2 separate regions of the Homo sapiens genome follow, and region 2 is linked to region 1. Evidence: read pairs that join two places in POLR2A ChIA-PET (ENCODE). Cell type or tissue: Caco-2. All regions are shown on one strand.

Region 1 (4,000 bases):
TCATCTCTACTAAAAATACAAAAATTAGCTGGGCGTGGTGGCGCACACTTGGGGTCCCAGCTACTCGGGAGGCTGAGGCAGGAGGATTGCTGGAGCCTGGGAGGCGGAGGTTGCAGTGAGCTGAGATTGCGCCACTGCCCTGCAGCCTGGGTGACAGAGCCAGACCCTGTCTCAAAACAGAAACGAAACAAAAAAGGCATTAGAGATTAACGAATAGGAAACCAAGATTTTCTGGTTGTCTGGATCGGAAGACATTTAAAACGGGAATAATTTTCGTACGCCTTCTCCCACCCACCGCCTCCCATTTTTGGAAACCCTCAGGCACAGGTCTCTGAGTGACAGCCTATCTTCTGCCAAGACAGACAGGCTCTGAGGCCACGGGAGACACCAGGAAATTGCTTATTGACGGACCAAAGGAAAGTTCTTTCCTATTTTTCATTTCCCCGTCGCTTTCTCTGTCCGTGCGATTGTAAGTGTGACACACGGTCAGAGTGAAAATCCACAGAACGGCACCTCCGCGTTCTGCTTTAAGAGGAAACCCCGGGAGAACCTGGCGCATGGGTCATTTCCTCCGGGTGCGTGTCTGGGAGTGGAATTGCTGGGTCCCTGGATGCTTTTTCACATTGAAAGCGTCCCTTGTGACCGGGCGCGGTGGCTCAGGCCTGTAATCCCAGCACTTGGGAGGCCAAGGCAAGAGGAGTACCTGGGACTAGGTGTTCGAGACCAGCCTGGCCAACGTGGTGACAGCACGGCCTGTCTCATTTAATAGGTGACAAAGATCGTGTCCTTTCACCTGCCACTTGTTTAATAGAGGGCGGTGGTCTTCTCGGAAGGGGATTGACCCTGTGAATGGCTCTCTGGTGAATTTTCTGTTACTCTCTTGGGCCCTCGTCCTTGAAGTTGATCCACTTTTTATTCTGAAGTCTTTCGGGATTCACAGGAAGTGGCAGAGTGTTCTCCTCTCACCTAGCCACCCCCAGGGGTACCGTCCCGCCCACCCGTGGTGCTGCGTCAGACCTAGGAAGCCGACATTGGTGCCGTCCACAGATCCTGATCAGATTCCACCGGCTTTACACGCACGTGTGTGTGTCTGTGTGTGCGTGCGGGTGTGTGTCTGTGCGTGTGCGCGTCTGTGCGTGTGCGTGCGTGTGTGCGCACGTGTGTGTGCGTCTGCGCGTGCGTGTCTGTGCGTCTGCGCGTGTGTGCGTGTCTGCGTCTGTGTCTGCGTGCGTGTGTGTACGCGTGCGTGTGTGTGTGTGTGTGTGTGTGTGTGTGTGTGTGTAGTTCTGTGCAGTTTTGAGACATGCACCTTCTTTAAGCCCAGGAATCACCAATCTGTTCTTCATCTGTACGATTTTTTTTTTTTAGGGACCAGGTCTCACTCTGTTGTCCAGACTGGAGTGCAGTGGTGTGATCATAACTGACTGTAGCCTTGAAGTTCTGGGCTCAACTGATCCTCCCACCTCAGCCTTGTGAGCAGCTGCGACCACCTAATTAAAAAAATATGTATTTTGTAGAGGGCTGGGTCAGCGGCTCACACTGGTAATCCCCAGCACTTTGGGAGGTTGAGATGGGAGAATTGCCGGAGCCCAGGAGTTCAAGACCAGCCTGGGCAACATGGAGAAACCCTGTCTCTGTTTAAAAAAAAAGAAAAATTTCAGCTGGGTGCGGTGGCTCACACCTATAATCCCAGCATTTTGGGAAGCCAGGGTGTGTGGATCACATGAGGCCAGGAGTTCAAGACCAGCCTAGTCAACGTGGCGAAACCCCGTCTCTGCTAAAAATACAAAAATTAGCTGGGCGTGGTGGTGCGTGCCTGTCATCCCAGCTACTCGGGAGGCTGAGACACGAAAAGCACTTGAACCTGGGAGGCGGAGGTTGCAGTTAGCTGAGATTGCGCCACTGCACTCTGGCCTCGGGGACAGAGGGAGACCGTGTCTGAAGAATAAAAAAATATTGTCTAGATGGGGTCTTGCTGTGTTCTCCAGGCTGATCTTGTATTCATGAGCTCAAGTGATCCTCTTACCTCAGCCTCCCAGAGTGCTGTGATTACATGTGTGAGCCACTGTGCCCAGCCCAATTTTTCACTTTGAGTATTTTGTGTAAATGGAATCCTATAGTTTGCAACCTTCTGAGATTAGCTTTTATTCTGTTACGTTAGCATAATTCCCTGGAGATCCAGCCAAGCTGTTGGCTGTATCTTTTTTTTTTCTTTTTATTGCTGCCTCATTAACTTTTTTTTTTTTTTTGAGACCGAGTTTTGCTCTTGTTGCCCAGGCTGGAGTGCAGTGGCACGATCTCAGCTCACTGCAACCTCCGCCTCCGCCTCCGCCTCCTGAGTTCAAACGATTCTCCTGCTTCAGCCTCCTGAGTAGCTGGGAATATAGGTGCCTGCCACCATGCCTGGCTAATTTTTTGTAGTTTTAGTAGAGACATGGTTTCGCCACGTTGGCCAGGCTGGTCTCAAACTCCTGACCTCCAGTGATCCACCCACCTCGGCCTCCCAAAGTGCTGGGATTACAGGCGTGAACCACCGCGCCTGGCCGCCTCATTAACTTTTTAACAACATCAGTAATACAACAATTTACATCACTTTTTTTTTTTTTTTGAGACGGAGTCATGCTCTGTCACCCAGGCTGGGGTGCAGTGGCGTGATCTCAGCTCACTGCAAGCTCCGCCTCCCAGGTTCACGCCATTCTCCTGCCTAGCCTCCCTAGTAGCTGGGACTACAGGTGCCGGCTAAGTTTTTGTATTTTTAGTAGAGACGGGGTTTCACCTTGTTAGCCAGGATGGTCTCCATCTCCTGACCTTGTGATCCGCCCGCCTCGGCCTCCCGAAGTGCTGGGATTACAGGTGTGAGCCACTGCTTACATCAGTGTTTCTTGAGCACTGTGCATTGGACACAAAGCTTGGCTTATTCACTGGGAATTCTCAGTTCTAACAGGTTAGCGAAATAGGTGTAATTATTACCGTATTTTACTGGTAAAGAAGCTGAAACTTAGAGAGTTTAGTAACCATTGCGCTAATTTTTTGTATTTTTAGTAGAGGCAGGGTTTCACCGTGTTAGCCAGGACAGTCTCGGTCTCCTGACCTGGTGATCCTCCCGCCTCGGCCTCCCAAAGTGCTGGGATTACAGGCATGAGCCACCGAGCCCGGCCTCATTTGGCTGTTTGATAATGTTTGTAGGCGCCTGTCTGTCCACCCGTGCCAAAAGTGCTGGGATTCCAGGCCTGACCCTCTGCGCCTGGCCCCGTTCGGCTCTTTGATAACGTTTGGAGGCGCCTGTCTTTCCACCTGCGCAGGGAGGCTGAGGGCGCCGCGGTCCTCAATGCGCCAACTTTTAGGTGGTTTCTTTGTTCTTGACTCGGCTGCCCTGTGCATTTTCTCTCTCTCGTTGATTTTTCTTCTGGAGAATCTGCTTCATTGGCAAATCGATATTGATCAATTGATCAATTTTCCTCTTTATCGGCATTTCTTCTCTTTCTAAAGTTTTTGGTGACTTTCAGATCACAGGCCCCTTTTGCTGACTTCTGCCCTCTTCTGTTCCATCAGTGTGGTGTTGAGGGTTCCACCCCGTGAACCCCATCCCATTGGTTTCCATAATGCATGTTTTTCTCATATTACTGACATTTGTTCCTTTTTTTTTTTTTTTTTTTTTTTCCTAATTTCCTCTTCAGGTCAGGTTGCTTCAGAGGTTTCTGAGTTCCAAGTTGGAGGTCCTTTCTTGATTTCTAGATCTCCAGTGCCAAAACTCAGCTTTGGCTTAAACGGTAGCTACTGTTTGGAGGACGCAGAGCTCCTCTGCCGAGGCTGAAACATGGATTATTTTTGTCCTTCTTTGTGAGTACTTGAGGGATAGTTGGATGTGGAGCTGCGAGGCCTTTGAACCATATTTAGATTTTTAATCTGTTTAATGTCAGGCTGAGAGCAGCGCCATCCCCCTCTGTTCTGTTTGTCGGTTTCTCTGTTGACGTATTTAGATGCCAGGATTGTGGGCTTG
Region 2 (4,000 bases), 160 kb after region 1:
TCCCTTTAAGACGGGGCGGAGCCCCGCGATGAGCGGCGGGCCGGCGGGAGAGGAGGCCGGAAGTGTGTGTCACGTGTTCGGGGACGGGGCGGTGCTCCGACCGGAATCGGAAGTGGCTGCGTCGTCGACGCTGGGCTTTCGGGTCCCGCGCCCAGGTGGGAAGAGGCCGGCGACTGGGGTGACCGCGGGGAAACTGAGGCAGAGGTTGAGCCAGACCCTGAAGCCTTGGCCACCGTGTTTTTGGGCGGAGGGAGGGTCAGGGCCTGGGGCGAGCTCAGAGGGGCGGGACAGGGCGGGCTTCCCCGGGAGCGGGACCGCGACGGGTGCGTACGAGTTCGCTGGGCGGGAGGAGCAGCCCGGGCAAGGGCGGAGAGGTGGACGCCCCGGTCAGCGCCCCCTTCCCCGCCTTCAGAGATGGGCTCCAAGGCAAAGAAGCGCGTGCTGCTGCCCACCCGCCCAGCGCCCCCCACGGTGGAGCAGATCCTGGAGGATGTGCGGGGTGCGCCGGCAGAGGATCCAGTGTTCACCATCCTGGCCCCGGAAGGTAGGGGGAGCCCGGTCCCGGGGAAAAGCGGACCTGAGACCCCGGCAGCAAGGGGACGGGAGAGAAGCACACCCCTAACTCCTGACCCCACGCCCTGGGAACCCCCGCAACATGGGCACGGTCCGTATCCTCTCCGAGTCTCCCTCTACTCCTCCGTAGAGTGGGACCGATTTTCAGAGGGTTCTTCTGACAGGGGTGGAGGCCGGGCGCTGTGGTTCAGGCCTGTAAGCCCAGCACTTTCGGAGGATGAGGCGGGAGGATCGCTTGAGCCCAGGAGTTCGAGACCAGCCTGGCCAACATGGTGAAACCCCGTCTCTGCTAAAAATGAAAAAACAAAACAAAAACAAAAACAAAAACAAAACAGAGTTAGCTGGGCATAGTGGCAGGCGCCTGTAATCTCAGCTACTCGGGAGGCTGAGGCAGGAGAATCGCTTGAACCCGGGATGCAGAGTTTGCAGTGAGCCGAGATCGCACCACTGCACTCCAGCCCAGGTGACAGTGCGAGACTGTCTCAAAAAAAAAAAAAAATTACTGGGTGTGGTGGTGGACACTTGTAGCCCCAGCTTCTTGGAGGCTAAAGTGGGAGGATACAGCCTAGGCAACACAGCCAGACTGTGTCTCAAAAATAAATAAGTGGCCGGTGCGGTGGCTCACGCCTATAATCCCAGCACTTTGGGAGGCCGAGGTGGGTGGATCACTTGAGGTCAGAGGTTGGACACCAGCCTGGCCAACATGGTGGAACCTTGTCTCTACTAAAAATACAAAAATTAGCCGGGTGTGGTGGCATGGGCCTGTAATCCCAGCCACTCAGGAGACTGAGGCAGGAGAATCACTTGAACCTGGGAGTCGGAGGTTGCAGTGAGCTGAGATCACGCAACTGCACTCCAGCCTGGACCACAGTGAGACTCTGTTTCAATAATTATAATAATAATTAATAAATAGAAATAAATAAAGTAAAACAGAGGTGGTAAGCTAGGGCCCCCCAAACCCTGCCCCTGGCTGTTTTTTTAAGGTCTGGGAGCTATGAATGGACTTCACATTTTTAAATGGGGGTGGGTGAAAAAGAACATTTCTGACACCTGAAAGAGGTATGAAATTCAGATTTCAGTGTTGGTAAGTAAAGGTTTACGGCACACAGCCAAATGATTCACATACGGTTAGTGGCTGCTCTCACACCAGAAGGGCAGAGTTGAGTAGTGGGAGCAGAGACTCCAGCCTTTGGCAGGAAAGCTTGTCCACTCCTGATTTACGAGGTGGAAGCTAGTCAGAGACCAAAGGATTCAGCAGTGCAGTTGGGTGAATTTTGTGTTCTGGATGAGGCTCATTCATTCATTCAACAATCCTTTTCTTGAGCACTTCCTGTGTGCTGGGCTCTGCGCTTAGAGCACTGCTAATGGACAAGTGAACAAAAGAAACAAGAATGTCTGCCCCAGGCTGTTCTGGGGCTGGCGGGAAACAAATGAAGATGAATCGGCCAGGTGCGGTGGCTCACACCTGTAATCCCAGCACTTTGGGTGGCTGAGGTGGGCGGATCATTTGAGGTCAGGAGTTCAAGGCCACCCTGGCCAACATGGTGAAACCCCGTCTCTACTGAGAATACAAAAACATTAGCTGGGCATGGTGGCGCATGCCTGTAATCCCTGCTACTTGGGAGGCTGAGGCAGGAGAATTGCTTGAACCCAGGAGGCGGAGGTTGCAGTGAGCTGAGATCGTGCCACTGTACTCCAGCCTGGGTGACAGAGCAAGACTCTATCTCAAACAAAAAAAAAAAAGAAAAAAGAAAATGAGCCATGTGGAATGATAGAAACTGTGAATTTCTAAGGGAACATTTTTAAAAAGTAATATTAGAAAATTCTGGGGCCAGGTGCAGTGGCTCATGCCTGTAATCCCAGGACTTTGGGAGGCTGAGGCAGGAGGATGACTTGAGGCCAGGAGTTCAAGACCAGCCTTGGCAGCATAGCAAAACCTATATCTACCAAAAATACACAAACTAGCTGGGTGTGGTGGCATGCACCTGTGGTCTTAGCTACTCAGGAGGCTGAGGCAGGAGGGTTGCTTGCGCCCAGGAGTTGGAGTCTCCAGCCTGAGTGACAGAGTGAGACCCTGTCTCTGAAAAAGAAAAAAAGAGAAAAATTGAGTTGTGTTTTCCCTTTAGACATATTTCAAGTGCCCAGGAGCCACACATGGCTGGTGGCTGGTGTGGACCAGCATCGGTGGGAGGTGTGCGCATCATCTGGAAGGTTCTGTGGGCCGGTACTGGTCAAGGTGCATGAGTTGGTTTTATTCCCAGCATGCAGTTCGGTCACCTGAGGGTGCTGGGGCCGTGGTTTGAGCTTCATGGGCTCAGGTCCATGGCCGTTGAGTGTGGCGAAACTGAGGCACGCTGTGCGGGGGACGGGGGGCGCTCACAGAAGGTAGGGGGCCTCCTGTGCCTTCATCCAGGCACTGCCCGGCCTTTCCCACCCTGTTGCTAAAGCAGGTGATGACAGAGGTGATTTGATCAGCCCAGACCCGTGCGGCACGTGGAGCCTTCGTCCGTGGGAGACCACACTGCCGAGGGGCAGGCCAGAGCCGAGGGGCCCCTGACGCTTCTCTGAGTGACCCTGAAGTCGGTGCTGCTTCAGCCCTGCTGCACTGGGCTTGCATACGTGGGGGAGCAGGGAGCCATACGTAGTTTCTGCTGAATGTGGGAGTCACCAGGACGTCAATGCCCACCTCTCACCTTCGCCACCCCTGCCTCCCTAAGTGTGTGCTCCAGGAGGTTGCACGGCCCCTGGAGAGGTTTTCGGTGGCGGGCTTGTTGCGTCTCTGGCTTCCAGAGACAGCAGGAATGAGAGCCAGGCCAGCTCAGTGGAGTCCATCCCGGTGGGTGCCACGGCTTTTGCAGGAATGGAAGCCCCGCCCCCAGGAGGGCCACTGCTGGCGAGGCTTGAGCTCTTTCTGTGACCCGATCCCCCTGGTCACACGCTTTGCTAAGGCGGGTAGCCTAGAGCTGGAAGCCCCTCCTGCCACCCAGCCACTGTGCCTCTCCCAGCTGATGGACGAGGAAGCCTCCATTACTTGATTTTTGTTTTTATTTATTTTTGAGACAGGGTCTCATTCTGTCACCCAGGCTGGAGTACCGTGGCACGATCATAGCTTATTGCAGCCTCGGCCTCCCAGTCTCAAGCGATCCTCCTGCCTCTGCCTCCAGAGAAGTAGGGACCACAGATGCGTGCTACCACGCCCAGCTAATTTTTGTATTTGTATTTTTTGGTAGAGATGGGGGTGTCACTATGTTGTCCAGGCTGGTCTCTAACTCTTGGGCTCAAGTGTTCCTCCCGCCTCGGCCTCCCAAAGTGCTGGATTACAGGCGTGAGCCACCACACCTGGCTGCATCCGTCATGTTAAGAAGACCCCGGCTGGCAAGCTCACTCGGGGACTGCAGGGAACCCTGCCCTTTGGGGGCAGTAGTGA

What was found. ChIA-PET counts read pairs that join two places held together with the same protein. Peaks named below come from ENCODE experiments on the same cell type or tissue, not always from the same donor. Only the 100,000 strongest peaks of a DNase experiment are listed, where the experiment ranks them.
Region 2: POLR2A ChIA-PET joins it to region 1 with 5 read pairs; 2 of 35 experiments call an interaction of 5 or more read pairs at or near these places.

Annotation. Positions count from the first base shown.
Region 1 is chr19:1,639,412-1,643,411 of GRCh38, reverse strand. The region is part of intron 3 of TCF3 (transcription factor 3); the gene reads left to right. Among named protein-coding and RNA genes, the nearest start is that of TCF3, 11 kb to the left of the region's middle. In Caco-2, no CTCF peak of the experiment used is centred here; no DNase peak of the experiment used is centred here.
Region 2 is chr19:1,475,318-1,479,317 of GRCh38, reverse strand. It overlaps C19orf25 (chromosome 19 open reading frame 25), which reads left to right and starts at 103. Exons shown (of 3, transcript NM_152482.3): 1 at 103-155; 2 at 413-544. The coding sequence starts at 415. RefSeq lists enhancers at 1-56, 418-918 and a silencer at 277-326. In Caco-2, no CTCF peak of the experiment used is centred here; a DNase peak (open chromatin) is centred at 37; H3K4me3 peaks cover 1,058 bases.